Linked DNA regions of Homo sapiens: region 2 is linked to region 1. A link is a loop called in an ENCODE intact Hi-C map of the cell type or tissue named here. Cell type or tissue: Caco-2. All regions are shown on one strand. Links, peaks and the distances in the headings refer to the core of each region. The heading gives the core; the rest is flanking DNA.

The links. Hi-C counts contacts between places; a loop is a spot of excess contacts. Peaks named below come from ENCODE experiments on the same cell type or tissue, not always from the same donor. Only the 100,000 strongest peaks of a DNase experiment are listed, where the experiment ranks them.
Region 2: a loop joins it to region 1, with 17 times the contacts of the local background. A loop is called at or near these places in 2 of 110 quality-filtered maps.

Annotation. Positions count from the first base shown.
Region 1 is chr2:12,432,280-12,435,104 of GRCh38, forward strand. All of the region lies in intron 4 of MIR3681HG (MIR3681 host gene), which reads left to right. Among named protein-coding and RNA genes, the nearest start is that of MIR3681, 230 kb to the left of the region's middle. In Caco-2, for the core only: no CTCF peak of the experiment used is centred there; a DNase peak (open chromatin) is centred at 1,512.
Region 2 is chr2:12,604,978-12,607,802 of GRCh38, forward strand. No RefSeq gene overlaps it. Among named protein-coding and RNA genes, the nearest start is that of TRIB2, 110 kb to the right of the region's middle. RefSeq lists a silencer at 2,232-2,432. In Caco-2, for the core only: no CTCF peak of the experiment used is centred there; no DNase peak of the experiment used is centred there.

The DNA of each region.
Region 1 (2,825 bases), core at 125-2,624:
GAGAAGGAAAAGGTAATCCTGTCATGCAGAGGTAACCATGATTGTTTTGATGTACTTTTGATAGTATTTTAAATATATACATTTATAAGCATATTGGGGAACATATTATATTGAGATTTTTAAAGTTTTTAAAAATTATTTATTACTGTAAACAATCTCCTATGCAATTAGTCTTCAAAAAATGATTTTTAGTGACTGACCACATAGGACTCCATCAAATGGATTAAGTGTAATTAATTTGAACATTTTTCTATTCTTGGTCTTTTCAGTTATTTGGGTTACTTTTGCTATTATAAAAATGCTGTGGTGACTACATATTTGGAAATATGAACGTATTCATGCCTTTTCAAATAACAAATTGGAAGGATAAGAATTACTGGGTTAAAAAACTAGGCCAATTTTAAATTGTCCTGCAGAAAAGTTGCAGCAATTTATCTCACCAGAATGTTCTGAGGATGTTATTGTACACCTGCTTACCAATGTCAAGGAACATGTAACAACAGCAATAAGAAAAACACAACACATTCTCTAACCTACTGAGAGCAGATTTTATTTTACTGATGTGTTTATATTCATTTCACTGATTATTCGTAAAGTTAACGTTTTTATTTCACATTTGCTTGCCACTTGCAAGACTTCTTTTGTAAAGTGCCTTTTGTATTCTTTGAACACTTTTCTATTAAGGGGGAGTGGATGTTCAGGCTTTTCCTATAGCTTTAAAGCCCTTACATGATGAGGATGTAAAACATCGCTATGCTTGTGGTAGATTTTTTTTTGCCATATTTTATTTTATTATTGTTTAAGGTGTTCTGTTTATAATATCTAAGGAAATATATTTTTAGGACAGAAGTCAAATTCCCTGAAGGCATGGAAATATAGCACTTCCCACCAGAAATACATTCTTTTGGTATTAGCACAGAGCTTTTAAAACAATAAACATGAGATTCACATCAGAATTGTCTCTCTCATTTTTTTTTAAGTGAGGTGCAATTCTCGGCCCATAACAATAGCAAAGTCTATAATTTTCATCTTTTAAGTCTATAGCTTTTTAAAAAATAATGCAAAGTATCTAAAGAAGAATGCAAAAATCACTTTAAAAGTTATGTTTTCCATCTCTTCTCTCCATGAAGCAGAAATCACTGTGAAATGGAAGGCATCATGAAGTTAGAACATTCTTTCATGAGGGAGTATTACTGTTCCAGAAGAGCCTAACAAGATATAACTGGAGGGATGGAGTCTTTCCAAAAATTGGCAAAAATGAATAAAAGCTTTAGTCTGAATCCCATGAAGCAGATGGATTAATGCTTCTTAGAACTGGGAGCTTAAAATTTGGATTTTTAAGCATCACTAATTTTTCTTTTATGAACCCTGTCCCATTTTAACTCTTTAGGATTGTAAGTCTATGTATGCATTCTCCTCTTTTTTTTGATATCCTGAATACTTACATGCCTCCTTCCCTCCGTCAACCATGGAGCTTGCCTCTGTGCTCCCCAGCTGGCACCTGGTCAGCAGGGGCCGCCATGGTTTTACTGTTCATACTTTTAATGTTAAGCTATGGCCTAACCAGCTCCTGTATGCCATACACCTGGCCCAGATCCTCCATGCAGGTGACCTAATATCACATTTGCCTTCCTACAAAAAGGAAAATAAAATAAACCATGTATAACATCTCACTGAGATATAACTACTGCTAACATTCTGCTGCCCTTCCCTCCAACATTTCTTCCTTCCATGCTATGTATAAATATTATACATGCTACTGTTTTCCACTGGTTCATTTGAAATTACATTGTCATTATTTTCCCAAACTGTAATTTTTAGTGGGTATAGGAAAATTAATTGAACTATCCTCAACAATAGGTAGAAATTTAGGATGCTTTCTATTTTTCCCTACTTTTGGTAGCATTGACAGAACAACCTAGCATTCATGGCTTTGATTGCAATCCAGTTACTTTCTTAGGGCAAATTCCTAGAGGTTCCAACGTTGTCTTATGTGGATATATAACCCCCTTAGCATACAGATTAAAAACAATACGAAAGAAATCAAAGCATGTTTGTTTGTTTAGAAATGTTTACATTGAGAAGAATGTTTTGGTACATACCAATATTTTACCTTGTGTTTTATAGGATGTGTATGCATATTTCCAATTTCTAAAAGTCATGATTATGACCTAATTTTGCATAACAGGAATTTGAGGAGCAGAGGAAAGGGGAAAACATTAACACAGTTTCTAATACAAATGCCAAGAGGCTCCAACTAGAGAATTATTTTCACCAGAGTTTCTAACCCTTGACTTCTAGGCCTTTCTACTCTAGGAGAAGTGACAAGATTATCCCCAGTCTGAAAACTAAGGAAGAAAATCCTGTTTAGCTGAGAGGAGAGGAGAGGCTGGCAGGGGGGCTGATGCAGGAGGTGATAGGGCTCCCGGTGATAAGAGGTGAGAAGAACAGTCTCTGTGTGCCTAGAGAAGAGATTACCAGAAGTCTGCTATCTGTTTGTTCGCGGATGTCGGACAGGCAGGATCGGTGATGGCAGGTCTTGGGGGAAGGATTATCAGGAGCTAAAAGCTGTCTTCACCTTGGCTGCTAAGAACTCATCTCGGATCTTCTTAGAATTCCAAATCGGACTTTTCTCCTAGCAGTGGCTACATCCTTAACCTCAAAAATACCCGTATTAGCAGATCTACCTCCATGAAATAGACAATTCTTGACAAACTAGTCCCAGCCTATCATGTCCTGCTTCTCCCTGCTTCCCTCTCCCATCAGTGCACTTGACTCTGTTCTGTGTTTCCTGGTTGGAGCAGTCATGGCGCTTCATGTTTCTA
Region 2 (2,825 bases), core at 270-2,769, 170 kb after region 1:
AAACACAGATGAGGCTAGACCACCAATGAGGGGGCTCCCCAAGGCTCTAAGTCATTCTCTCATGCTTTGTTGGAAAAGCTGTCCCACTTAACTCCAAATATATGGCTCTGGACAGGAACAGAGAAGCCAGCTTGAGCAACATCTTCTGAGTCACTGGCCAAGAAATGCTTCCCCACCTATCCTTCAGGTAGGAGAGTGGACACTAGTCAAAAAGGCACAAGTATTTCCAATTCAATTTCCCTGCACATGGCTGCAAGAGACAAATGTCACCGATTGAGTCTGAGCTTCACACATCCCAACTTAAAGCTCATTAAAAAGCTCCCAAAAAATGAGGACTTCAAGCTTGGAGTTCCCTCTGAAAGCCATGCCGGATCTAAAGTTCAGATCTTACAACATGCAGGCACCAGACTAGTCATCTGACATGCATTTTTCTATTTAATTCCCACAAAAACTTTGCTGGGGCTTTGTGATCTACCCTAAGGTGACATAACCAATTCTTAAGGAAGAAGGCCTGGCACTTGCATTTTTGTTCACCCAACTCTCGTTCATTTCTTCCTTCTTCTACCAATACATAAACACATCTGCAGCTGGAGGTTTTCCCAGGACTGGCAGGGCACTCTGCTCTGCAAGAGTTACTTGAATTTACTAAGGGGTATTTGGTGGATTGTTGAGGGGGATAAAAATAATATGTCAGGTGGCTGGGACCCCAAGTTTAAGTTTGCTGTTCACTAGCCTTATGACTATAATGTGTGCACTTGGCCCTTTTGAATTGCAGTTTTCTCTTCAATGTAGTAGGGATAATAATACCTACCTCATTTTTTTTAGATTAAATGTCAAAATTGTTCATAATATGTTAAATTTGCTAGCTTAGTATCACTGACTTTAACGTTAACTAGGTAAGGAAGAAACTACCCAAATACTGGACTCTAGCCAAGAAATACACACTATCTTTATCTTGGTTTTAATGAGATGCTCTCGTAATCATTCTATTTGCATAGCCTTAAGAATTAACAATGCAATTCAATGGTAACTGACTCTACTGTGGCAATGTAACAGCATCATCGATTAGTACAATGGAAAAGTAAGATTATTCTTTTAAAATTTAGTCTTGATGACCACTTGGCATGCCTTTCCATGCATGCCTTCTCCCTGAGCTGAGATAAGCAAAAAATGCCAAACAATAGGGAGTATTGGTGAGACATACTGGCTTTGGCAAGGCAGAAAAAAAAAAAAAGCACTAGTAATTCAATTTAGACTAAGATTTGTTTCTTCTGATCAGGTCAAACAAAAACTGTGAAAGCTCAATGATTCAATATTCTTTCACCACAACCTAAGGCAAGTCTCCTTATGTGGCCTGGCTGCTTAATTTATAGTATTATTTATCTCAGACCTCTATATTTCATCTAAATGTGGTCCTAGACATATTGCAATAACAAGTATGGTTAGAGATGGGGACAGCCCTTGACTTGATCTTAAAGGTGCATGGTTTTTAAAGTCAGGCTTTTCTGAATCTGGGTCAGGAAAGGCAGTGTGAAGCTAATTTGGAGCTGAGGTCTGCTCCCCCTGCTGACTCACAGTGTGGGCACAGTCCATAGTGTACGCTCTTAAAGTGCAATAAACTGTCCATGCCAGAGGACAATGCTCCAGTTGTTAAAAGTGCTTTATTCTGGAGCATGGACTTTCTACACGACATGGTCTGAGTGTGTCCTGGTGAGGAGGCTGAACCGTCTGTGGAAATGAGACTGTTCAATGTTTCTGCAGCAACTGTAGTCAGCTCCTTTTCCTTCCTGTTTGGGGGAGTTTAATTGGATGCAGCTGGAGCATCCCCGCACTCTGAGTCTGAATTTGCTAAAGAAAGAGGGTGGGAAAGGCAGTTCTCACTGCATTCTGTCTGAACCTACAAAGCCACGGGAGACTCCAGAGATAAAATGATTCAAAATCTCACTAAAGTCACTGTGGGTGTTTTCCCAACTGCCAAGACCCAGCTACACAGAACTGAAGTCACTCTTTAAGAATGCATGCAGATTAAGTTTATCTCCATCTTGAAACATTGGGAATAAAAATTAATAATGATAATAGTAATAATTTATAGTATTACTTGCTTCCCTAAATATTTTCACTTATCAGTTGATTGACTAGCATTAATTTGTTCTGAAAATAAAACATTTTTAGAGTAGGGTACAAAAAAAGGATAGGTAGCATGGTGGGAAAAGCGCAATTTAGGTTCAAAATCCACTGCTGAGAGTTACCCATGTATGATCATAGGCAAGTCACTTAAAGCTTATCTGAATTTCTGTTTCGTCTGATTACAAACCAACATATATAAAAAGGCATCATAGACTGAAACAAGGTTGTAAAAGGGGTCATCAGATAGTAACAAAATGAGATAGTTTCATGTCTTTTTTCCTTTCTAAAAAACAGAGCAGGAGGTATATATCCACATGAGTGTGTTTATTTCCAGGATCTTCCTTCAAGAGGGAGGAAAACTTATTCCTATGGTGTAGTAATCCTAGGAACACTTATAGTTTCCAAATCGGGAAATGATATAAGGCTTGCTTATGAATCACTTGAATTTGTGTGACATGATTTTATCGTCACATCCTTTTGTGTTTATTCATTTTTATCCCCATTGATAAGTCACTTCACTTATTTACTTGCTTTTGTTTTGAATGATGTTTGGCTCTTTATAAAATCAAATTCATTCTCAAAGATTTAACATCAGTGAAGAAATTGCAACTCTTTTCCTCCCTACTTTTGATCAGTCTCTTACACATTTGTGAGCAATGACAGTGCAAAGGTTTTACCTTCCACAGGGGGGTGGTCTA